Linked DNA regions of Homo sapiens: all the other regions are linked to region 3. A link is a contact called in ENCODE Hi-C or POLR2A ChIA-PET data. All regions are on one chromosome and are shown on one strand. Each heading gives the region's core, a stretch centred on a gene start or an enhancer-like site at or near the end of the contact. The rest is flanking DNA. Distances are from core to core; before and after follow the strand shown.

What was found. A loop is a pair of places that touch in the nucleus more often than their neighbours do. ChIA-PET counts read pairs that join two places held with the same protein, here RNA polymerase II (POLR2A). Pooled maps may share reads with other maps.
Region 1: a loop to region 3 is called in a map of aorta, with 12 times the contacts of the local background. The contact joins two enhancer-like sites. A Hi-C loop is called at or near these places in 4 of 168 maps with a recorded cell type or tissue (B cell, Calu3, aorta and 1 more), 4 of 37 single-sample maps with no recorded cell type and 12 of 50 pooled maps. POLR2A ChIA-PET finds 5 or more read pairs at or near these places in 8 of 52 experiments (BJ, GM12878, H1 and 3 more).
Region 2: a map of esophagus muscularis mucosa shows a loop between it and region 3 (2.5-fold over the local background). The contact joins two enhancer-like sites. A Hi-C loop is called at or near these places in 34 of 168 maps with a recorded cell type or tissue (B cell, CD14-positive monocyte, Caco-2 and 21 more), 7 of 37 single-sample maps with no recorded cell type and 27 of 50 pooled maps. POLR2A ChIA-PET finds 5 or more read pairs at or near these places in 8 of 52 experiments (GM10248, MCF 10A, OCI-LY7 and 4 more).

Annotation. Positions count from the first base shown.
Region 1 is chr12:11,729,064-11,732,660 of GRCh38, reverse strand. The region is part of intron 1 of ETV6 (ETS variant transcription factor 6); the gene reads right to left. Among named protein-coding and RNA genes, the nearest start is that of ETV6, 81 kb to the right of the region's middle. RefSeq lists enhancers at 1,796-1,895, 2,136-2,245 and a silencer at 3,496-3,597. Within about 2 kb of position 1,725, at least 22 of the 41 ENCODE cell types and tissues checked have a DNase peak (open chromatin) inside an H3K27ac peak, as active enhancers do.
Region 2 is chr12:11,660,136-11,664,020 of GRCh38, reverse strand. The region is part of intron 1 of ETV6 (ETS variant transcription factor 6); the gene reads right to left. Among named protein-coding and RNA genes, the nearest start is that of ETV6, 12 kb to the right of the region's middle. Within about 2 kb of position 2,405, at least 3 of the 41 ENCODE cell types and tissues checked have a DNase peak (open chromatin) inside an H3K27ac peak, as active enhancers do.
Region 3 is chr12:11,696,106-11,699,597 of GRCh38, reverse strand. The region is part of intron 1 of ETV6 (ETS variant transcription factor 6); the gene reads right to left. Among named protein-coding and RNA genes, the nearest start is that of ETV6, 48 kb to the right of the region's middle. Within about 2 kb of position 1,442, at least 2 of the 41 ENCODE cell types and tissues checked have a DNase peak (open chromatin) inside an H3K27ac peak, as active enhancers do.

The sequences.
Region 1 (3,597 bases), core at 476-2,975, 33 kb before region 3:
CTGGAGCACCAAGGAAGCCCCCAGCCCTGACAAAGCAGCACATTCAAACGACACAGTGCACGATGGCAGAAAAAGATGGGGTGGGATACAATGGGGGGAAACTCCCCAAGTCGGTGAAAAGGTTTGTACTTGAAGGACAACGTCCTTCTCCAGAGTAGAGCTTACTAAAGGAGATGCATCCCATTTTCTTTTTGAACCTCTCCTGCTTTCTACTTCCAGCTTCTTTCCTCCTGGTAAGTTTGGGCAGGAAGGGGCCTTAGAAATTGAGACCAGCATCCTCATTTTTCAGATGAAAAACCTGAGATCAACAGAAATATTTGAGATCACACTTCTTGTTTCGGAAATCAGGTAGTTAGCAGTTCTTGTTTTCGTTTTTCACCATATAGTGCAGTAAAGGGGAAAAGGGTAGACAAAAAAACAAGAAACCAGAAATATTACTTTGCAGAGACATTTCCACGTACCTCGAACTGCACTAGTTCTGCGACTGTGTGCTCAGTGTTGTCTTCTACCAGGTGATGCTAAAGATTTGCACTGAGCCATGCACACACTGCTGTCTAGGTCAATTCTTAAGGTAGCTGCCTAGATTTAAGGTAAGGACTGCAGGGTGGAACATCTTCTCTTTATGCAGAGCTACCTGAACTGGTCGCCTTCTTGGGTGACCCAACCATGCTGGTTTGTCTGGGACTGAAGGGGTTCCGGGGATGTGGGGTTTTCAGTACTAAAACTGAAATCCCAGGGAAACTGGGACAAGCCGGTTACCCTACTGCCTTCAGTAGGATCACATTTTCAACTGAGCTAATACATACAGACAGACAAAATGCATTTAGCTGGAAGTTTTAGCTGGTAGAATACCAGCTAAATGGTAGTTAACATTTTAATTTTTTAAGAAAATTAGCAAGATGCAAATTAATGACTATGAAGGGCTTTGAGCCCTTGGGGAGGAAGGTATTCTCAAAGTAGGAAGTGTTAAGTTCATAAAAGAAACAATATGAGAAGGCAGTGGGGCTTTTTCATACCTAACAAGTATGACTAAACCTGTAAACACTTCCTGTTCCGTCCCATGTTTTTCTGAAATTCGCTTTTCCTTAAAGGCCAATAAGACAGAAGAAAAAAAATTATTCTTTCTCTTCTCTTCTTAAGAATAACAGTGGGAAATTTCAAACCTCCAAAGACGTCTAAAAGTTTAATAAGCTCTTGCTTTTATATATAAATATTAAGGAGAAACAAACAACACTCACTTTTCTCCATAAGCATCCTGCATTCTTACTACATGAAATTTTGAGTACGTAGAAAACCATCTGATCAGGGAAGACAAATACTCACACTTAAGTAGCACTGACTTACTCCTCCACCTAGTTATATTTTCAATACAAAAATTTTTGCTTTAATTAAACACTGTGTTAGGTGCTGACAATGCAACACCGAATAAGAAGGACATACCTTTATTTCATACATCACAGTATCCTAAAGATCAAAACCTGCCTTTCTAGACTTAGTCATGACTCTTCTTATTGCAGTGGAGAAAGAGGGCTGCCCCTAACAGCAAAGCTCACACTTAAAATCATTTCTCCCCAGCAGCACTTCCCATTCACAAAGAGCAGTGCTACAAAAGGCAGCCTCACTTTCACCTGTTCTGGGTCACCAACTACACTGGAGGGGCTTGGCCTAGAATCGGGTAGAGGGGATGTGAAACCAAGGAGGGGGTTACACTGGGGAACATGTCACTGGGCCTCTACTCACAGAAACAGCTTAAAGCCACCTGTACCCACATTTGGGAAACGTGTGTCTCTGGTCTCCTGGAGGCATAAATTGAACATTATAATATTCTAGGGAAGAGCAAACAGCAACCCACTGAGGGGTCTTGGGCCATGGGAAAGTCTTCCATTCCTCTACTTCTGCTCTAAAGGGTTGATTGTTGTACACTCCAAAGCAAAAGAGGAAAATCAAACCCAGCTCAGAAGTCCGCCCACATTCTGCGGTGGAGAGAGTTGCCAAAACCATTCTCTGCACCTGTAGGATGAAGTCGCAGGTTCACAGAGCAGGGACAACTGTCAGATGTCCACCCCGCAACATGGCTCCCTCACAGGAGAGTCCACAGTTATGGACCTAGGTTCTCTGCTGGGCTGCGCTGGACAACCCGTCCTTAGAACTCTAAATCCTGCCTTTGCACAGGCTTCCTTGGAGCTCTCTGAGGCCTTGGTGACTTGCACCTTTGTGCACACTACAATTGGCTTCCTTGAGCTTGGCAACCCCAGAGCAGCAGCCTCATTGGACTTCTGTTTGTACAGGACTTGTCAAGCAGGTTATGCTGCTTTTCTGCCACCTTTCTTTCCAGACACCTCTAAAATGTAAAGTTATCAGGAAATAAGAGAGGGATAAGGTTTTCTCACCACAATCCCAGAGGCCTACAAAGGCTGCCTAGACCGTGGGCTTTGCTGAAGGCCTGCTGCTGGTCTCTTAAATGGTGAGGCATGTTTTTTAAGGATTGTAGAGGAAGAGTTGTCAAATATAAGGTCAGAGTCAAATGCACTGTGTTTCTATCATTACTGCTGGCCTCTTTACAGAGGGAGTAAAATGCACCCCTCGACGCTGGCAGCAAGTCCTCTGGTTGCATCAATAATTTTCGCTTGCACAGAAAAATCCCCCAGTAACGCATAGATGGTCATGAACTCCCCTTTCTATTTTGCAGACCTAGAAAGCGTGGTAGAGAGAAATTAAATGCCTTTGTGAATCAGCAAAAAACACATAGGGATAAAACCCAGGACAGCTGGTCTACCTGCTTTAACCCATGCATTCAGCACACCATGGGGAAAATAGTTATTTTTTCACTACAAAAGAGGTGACCTTCTACTTCAGACATGTAAGATAAAAAAATTTTTTAAAGATACGGTTGTTTTGTTGAGAGAACAATCAATAAAATAGTAATGCCCAGTACAGTTTTATCCAGAGGTCAAGGTAGTATCTAACCAAGGTCAAGACTGTATTGAGTCAAGAGTTCAAAGGCCACTATCTTCCCCATAGTATGAGTCAGTCAAACTGAGATTGCTTCAAGGTTAAGGAAGGAATCATCAAATTGCCAACAGTCATACCAAACAGGACAGGGAAATTGGCTATTCCTGTCACATCTCCTTTCCATTAATTATTAAGTAGTTGACTTAGGGAGCAACCCTCTCAGATTCGGGGAGAGTCCATTTATGAGACATGAACTCAAATCTACCACACAGCAGCCCAGTCCCCCCCACCTGATCCCACATGGCTGCCTGGCAGTTCTAAGGGGCTTCCAAAAAATTCTCCAGTTAAAGGCACAAAACCTTTGAACAGGCCTTCAATTCTAGTGCTCCCACCCAGATGAGACTACTCAGGAGTTGAGATAAAATCCTGAAAACATGGGCAAAGTTCAACTGACAGCTGCCCCTTCTAGGCCACGAACTGGCACACCTGGCCAGTTGGCAACGGTTCCTTCCTTCAGCAGATCTTACCTGCCTGAGCAGGAAACGGTGATAAGGCTAAAGCTAGTTCATGTTGACTGTCACGCTTTCTCACACTTGAGCAGAGCCCAATTTAGAAATAGCCTTAAACTGTTGCTTCAGTTCAGTA
Region 2 (3,885 bases), core at 1,156-3,655, 37 kb after region 3:
AGTACACTAAGGCACAAATCCTTAAAGCAGCTATTAAATACTTAAGAGTGTTATCAAAAACACACTGAAGCTTTTTGAAGTTTGGTTGATTCATACCCTGTGGCTGACCAAACACCTCTTCACTTAAGCCAGCTTAAAGAAAACTATTGCCCAGTTTGGAATGTAGACACTAACATAGAAGCACGTAAACAACACTTTATTTTTTCAGTTCACCACTGAAGACAGACAAGACACACACACACACACATACACACACACACACAACCTACCAACATATAAACACCACAGGCAAACTATCTCAAATGTACAATATGTACACATCACCTTTTCAGACCAGACCAGGGAGATGCTCTTAGAAACAGCTTGCTAACAGCCCCTCACATTGCTGTTTAACAATCCGTTCATAGCCCATCACAAAGCCAGGCCTCCAAGGAGATATATTTTACATCTATATGTTAGGTTTCTTCGCCACAACAAGGCTGGATTTTGTGTAATCTTTTCCTCTATATGCTAGAAAACAGATTATGCCATAATTTCTGCAATTTATCATCCCATGAGCATGCGATACATGTGGCATATATGCAAACAGAGTCACAAGCACAAACCCTGGAATAAATGCAGGACGGTGCCCAAGAAAGCACAAGCCACTCCAGATAGGCCTGACTAAAGCTAAAAATAGCCCATAAAGGCATTGTGTCAGCTGCCCTCTCGCTGTCCTCCCTAGAGCGTGCTAATTCTAACCTCCAGTGTTGGTGCTTAAGCTTGAGCCTTTGGTAGCTGTACCTAGGAACCGTTCCCTAATCCAGGAAGCTACTTTCTAGGTGTTGGAATATGCAGAAATCGTTCAACGCACTGCAATTATTAGTCCATTCATGCACACAAATGCAGATAGAGACTGAACCTGAAATTGTGCATTTTCTCCTAAAGCCTGCCATTTGTGCCCTGGGGCACTAGGACCAGCGGAGAGATGTCCCTTTTGGCAAATGGTATAACAGAAACCTCTCAAGTGCTAAGCATGCTCAACTGCCCAAGAACCACCCAGCCAACAGGACTAACTCTTGCCTTACCCTGGCTGGTGTGCAGCAAGAAGTTTCTCAAAGAAGCACAATCTTGTCCACACAGACCCCACTTGAGGTCCCAAAAGATTAAAGGGAGTGCACTCTCATAATATGAGACCCTAGGAAGAATCACAGACACCAATTTGGGGACCAGGGCTGCGAAGAAAATTCTTTCCAATTATCTATTTGGCATTTAGTCTGGCAGAAATATGTGCATAAAGGAAGAGTAACTGGGTTTTCCCAAACTCAGCCCTGCAAGTCATCCAAAAGTGCACCCAAATAAGAAATAGGCTGGGGGTTGTGAACTCACATTCACCTATAACCTACATATAAGCCAACCAAGAGGCAGAAGACTCTATTCTCATCCACCCACACCTCCTCCATGGTGAACCTTCAAAGACCACAGCTGAAATGAAAATGTACACAGACCAACTTTCCCTTAAATCAGACTGTTCAACATGATGGCTAACAACGAACGCACACACAGGCATTCCCCCTAGTTCGGAGAAGCTCCATTTGGCCATTTTACCAAGTTTTTCAAGACAGAGAAATTCTCAGAAGAACTGGCTAGTGACTGTCAGAAGAATGTTAGTGATTTGTGCCACTGGGCCCACCTCTTCCCTCTTTGCTGCAATAACAAGGCCTTTCAGTGGGACCTGCTGGCTCACCTACCTTTCTTCCTTCTTGCATTTTTAAGGTTTTTTGTTTTTTTCCACTCTGGGGCCTTATCCCACATCTCTCCCAGCAGGGCAAACTGCCTTGCACCCAAAAGATAAGTAAATATACTTGCTGTCTATGTCAGTGGCTCCTTGTTCATTTTCTAAGGGTAGATGGCTTCAAAAAGATAAAGTGTTGGGAAGGGTGGGAACATGCAAGACAGGTGTACTACCAGGTGCCCTACTTGAGATGTTACCTAACACCGAGGTCCTTTTGCTCATTGCCCTGCCTGTCTCGGCGAAAGTTAAAGATACTCTTACAGCACGCTGCAAAAGATTAGAGGATCATCACCCCAGCCTTGCTGTGCTCGCCAACATTCCCCCTGGATTCCATTGTGTTCCAAAGCCACATCTGACCTACAGCTGACTTCTGCCTGCAGAGGAGCACACCCTCATCTCCTCACTCACAGCCCTGCCAGACACAAGGAGCCTCAGAAATGCAAAGAGGCAGAACACAAAATTCAGAAAGGGAGCCTTTGTTTCTTTGGTTCTCTGAAGGAAAACACTCTTACCTCACCAACAGGTATGCTCTCTCCTTCCACCTCACCCGAAAGTATCAGCGTCAGCAGATGAAGGGAAGGACTAAATGGCACAAAATCAAAGGAGCTGGCTGTTGTCCAGGGGACTGGAGGTGTAGTCAGCCAAATCAGGTCATTCAGGTCTCAAAGTCGGGGAGAACAGGAGACTTACCCAGCCTGAAGAATCTGTCACCCAGACTTTATCCCCAAAACAACAACTCTCCTACTGGGTTCACCCCACTTTGAATAAAGACCAGATCAAAAGGTACAAAGTGAGAGTGTCCTGCTGTTCCCAGCCATTGCTGGCCATTAGTGGCCGTCAAGACCTATTAGTCAGGAGAGTGACGGGTCTCAAAAGTGCAAAGCACCAGTCAAGTGAACTCATGACACGGATCTTTAAAATCTCCCAGATCTCAAGTCAAAATGAGGACAAAATGGCTGGGCACAGTGGTTCATGCCTATAATCCTAGCAGTTTGGGAGGCCGAGGTGGGAGGATCACTTGAGCCCAGGAGTTCTGAGAGCAACCTGGGCAACAAAGCAAGACCTCGTCTCCACAAAAAGTTTTTTAAAAAAGTAGCCAGGCAAGGTGGTGCACCTGTAGTCCTAGCTACTCCAGAGGCTGAGGCAGGAGGATCACTTGAGCCCAGGACTTTGAGGTTACGGTGAGCTATGATCACGCCACTGTAGTTCAGCATGGGTGACACAGCAAGACCTTAAAGAAAAGAGGATACAGCAATTACAAAATGCACCACGGATCCAATCCTTCAGATGTGCCATTTTTCCAAAACCTGTCACAGGGACTTGGGTTATGAGTATCCAAAGAGGCCCAAAGAAAAAGAACTCACCTCTGTCCCTTTGGGTGCCTGGTCTGTGATCCCAGGTCAATACATGAAAATAATTAGCAAAACCACAGAGGTGAGCCAAGAGACACTACCATGAGGCTTACTCTAGCAGGAGTCTGATTTGATGGCCAAGGGCAGTTTGGGAAAGACAAATGGTCTGGAAATAACAACCAGCAATAAACTTGAGAGAAGTTTCCTTCCCTAGTCTGAGTTCTTTAAAGCAGTTAACAAAAGAGCTTAGCAAATTCCCACCATGTCCCCCATCTCCCTTTTTTTTTTTTTTTTTTGAGACAGAGTCTCACTCTGTCGCCCAGGCTGGAGTGTAGTGGCACAACCTCAGCTGACTGCAACCTCCACCTTCCAGGTTCAAGAGATTCTCCTGCCTCAGCCTCCCGAGTAGCTGGGATTACAGGCACCTACCACCACACCCGGCTAATTTTTGTAGTAGAGACAGGGTTTCACCATGTTGGCCAGGCTGGTCTTGAACTCCTGACCTCAGGTGATTCACCCGCCTCGGCCTCCCAAAGTGCTGGGATTACAGGCGTGAGCCACCACGCCCCGCCCCATCTCCCTTTTTATGAAGTCTCCATAATACTTCCTCCTGTATACCCTAGTGCAGATCTACTTGTCCACATATTAGTCACTAGGCTTGAGACCATACTTATTCTAAATTGTCTCTTTGATTTTTTTTGTTGATATATAATAGTTGTACATATTTTGGGGGTACATGTGACATTTTGATATCTGTGC
Region 3 (3,492 bases), core at 193-2,692:
TTATATATATTTTCAAGTATCCTGCAGGATAGCTCTTTGGGTTTCCACAAATATAGAAGAAACACACACACCCCTGCATTTTTTTACTCTAAAATTTCAGTTTCTAATTAAATCTTGTACATCCCTCATCAAGATCCATCTACATATAGTTTTATAGGCTGGAAAAATAGACCTATGCTGCCTTTTCCAGATGATTCGTGTTTTATGGAATAATAAAATGGGTAATGCTTAATTAAAATGAACATTTTTAAATGAATTAAAATGAGCAAGCTGTATTCTACCAATTTTGAAGAGTTTGCATGTTTTAGCTCTTGGATGTGTATTCAGCAAAACTGTTATCAATACATGCAAACCCCACTAAATTCTGGTTTCCTTCCATTTATCCTAGATGTCTTCAGAAAAATGAGAAAGCCTGGCTCAAGCAGAAAAGAAAGAATGTTGTCCTTTCATTTTATTAAAGCACTTTGAAAGGGGCAACCTATTACAATTATCCCTTTGCAATATTGCAGGAACTTAAGTATTTAACAAAAGATAGGAAGAATCCTGAACATGGCAGCATCGTGCTCTAATGGAGAGATCTTCAGAGTGCGATGATAGTGGGTTCTGGAATCTGCCTGTGTTCAAATCTGGGCTGTGCACTTTCTGTCTGTGAACTTTAGGCAGGTTACATAACCTCTCTAATCCCCAACTTCCCTACCTGTTAAATAGTTTAGTAGTAGTAATACCTAACTCAGAGGGTTGTGCTAAGAACTAAACAAGAATGTACTGACATGAAGCTCTTAGCACAGTGCCTGGCACAATTAATAAATTGTTATTCATCAATTTATATTGTTCAATGCAACCACCAGCTCAATCTCAGGCATTTCATTCAGCCTTTTTGGATCTATCTTGGTTCTCCCTACTTCTATCTTACAAAGGTATTAGGGGAAAAATTGAGGTCACACCTATAAAGAAATATGAGCTACAGGAAAACATTAAACTCCCTTGCTAGTTGTTGAAGGAGCAGGCTGCCATGTTGTGGGTGTCTAGGTTGGGAGGCCCACATAGTATGGAACAGAGGGAAGCCTCCAACCAACAGCTAGTAAGAAACTAAAATCCTCTGTCCTACAACCACAAGGTACTAAATTCTGCTAACAAAGTGGGTTCTTCCTCAGTCAAGCCTCAGATCAGAACACAGCCCTGGCTAACACATTAATTACAGCCTTCTGAGACCCTTTGCAGATGACCCAGGTAAACTGTGTCCAGATTCTTGACCCAAAGAAACTGAGATAAGAAATGAATGTTGTTTTAAACCACTAAATTTGTGGCAGTTTGTTATGCAGCAATAGAAAACTAATACTAATGCAGATGTTAGGAATGCAAGCAGACCCACATGGTACAAAATACACACGTATTTCTATGATTTAATACCATGCTGTAGTGATTCAGCCTTCCTGGAACCTGTGGCAGGGAAGGACAGGAAACTAAGGACAGATACTTAGAAGAGTCAGTGGTAAAAACATATTCTCCATAGTAATGGGGTATGGAAAAAGAGTAATAGTTTTCTATGGTATTTCATCAAACAAGGAACAACCAGAGGTTTTTTTAAATTTTTTTTGTTTTCAATTTATTTTCAAATTAGGCAAGTCAGCCTTTTCTGGATGCCAAATAGAACAAGAGATTTCGTCAAGTCCAAATCCTCTTGCCAAATTGCATTACCTTATGGGCATGATTGGAAATCTCTCGGGGCTTAGTTATGGGAAGGATTCACAAGTCAGATGCCCAGATTAGACAGCCCACATGCAACTTAGTTCACATTAAATACACTCATCCAAACCAGGAGATAGGAAACTTTTGTGAAGATGTGGATTCTGCCTTCATTTTTTAATTAATTACTCCTCTCACAAATGGATATGCTACACTACTCAGACACTTTTCCATTGCTCTTACAGTAACATCCCCTGCCCTTTTATCAGTATCCCCACTTAAACTTACACCCCTAAATTCTTAATCAGTCTGAGGCCTTCTTAAGCATTTTTCACAGAATTAGGAAACTTAAAAAGTAAGACAGGTCCTTGGAGATAATCTTGGTCATATTCTCTAATTTTACCAGAGAAATTGCAAGGCCCACAGAAGTCAAATGAGTGACTCAAGCTTAAAAGCAGAATCCTTTTACAACCTTTAAGCCGTTTCTTGAGAACGGAGATGAGGAGTATGTTTCTCCCTTAACCTTCCCTTTCAACTTTTCCTGCACCTGTCTGTTCAGATGCCTGCAGCCTCTGCTAAGTACCTCCTCTGACTGGGAAGCATTTCTGTGAAGTTACAACCACGAATGGAGGAGTTCTCGGGTGGCTCCTGTGTAGCTTACAGGCTATGGTGACATTCAGGACCCATCAAGTTTCTGCCATTGCTGTCAGTCCCCAAGAAATTTCAGCCAAGTCATGGCAACAAAATAAATGATCGACTCCACTGCCTAAGTGATGAGTTAAGGCACAGTGTAGTCACAATCTATGTAATCCATGTAGATTCACTGATTGCAGCTTAGGGAAAAAGACAGGAAGGAAATCTATTCATTTAAATTTAACAATTATTTACAGAAGTATTACCTACAATTTTTCTATAACTTATCTATCTGTTCAACAAACACTGAATATCAATCATGTGTCAGCCAAATTGCTACTAGAAATAAAAAGATGATGTAAGAAATAGTCTCTGCCCTCAAGGAGTTTGCATTCTAGTGAGGAAATACAATATTTAGTAATTATAATAAGGAACTTATTTATTTTTATTATTATTTTTTTGAGACAGAGTCTTATACTCTGTTGCCCAGGCTAAAGTGCAGTGGCATGATCTCAGCTCACTGCAACCTCCATCTCCCGGGTTCAGGCAATTCTTCTGCCTCAGCCTCCTGAATAGCTGGGTTTACAGGCCCCTGCTACCATACCCAGCTAATTTTTGTATCTTTAGTTGAGATGGGGTTTCACCACTTGCCCAGGCTGGTATCGAACTCCTGACTCAAGTGATCCTCTTGCCTCGGCTTCTCAAATGCTGGGATTACAGGTGTGAGCCACTGCGCCTGGCTGGGAACCTATTTATTGAGCATTTACTATGGGCCAGGTGGGTTATTGGTACTTTAGATGGATTAACTCCCTTAGTTTTTATTGCAACTCCATGAAGTAGGCACTATTTTAATCCCTATTTTACTCACAAGAAAACTGAAGTACAGAATGGTTAAGTAACTTGCCCGAAGTTCATGTATTCATTGTTTTAACAATGATCTGCCTACCACTCTAGGCACAGCTCTATGTGCTGGGAATAAAGCAGTGACAAACAGATGAAAATCACTGTTCCCATGGAGTGTACGTACTAGTGGAAGGAGAACAAACATTAAGAAACAAGTAAAAATCAATATCAGAGACTGACAAGTGCTATACAGAAAAAAGAAATAAAAACTCTTGAAACTTTGAGTTACTCATCACTGAGGTTTCTCCTGTGTGATGTGTGCTGCACGTG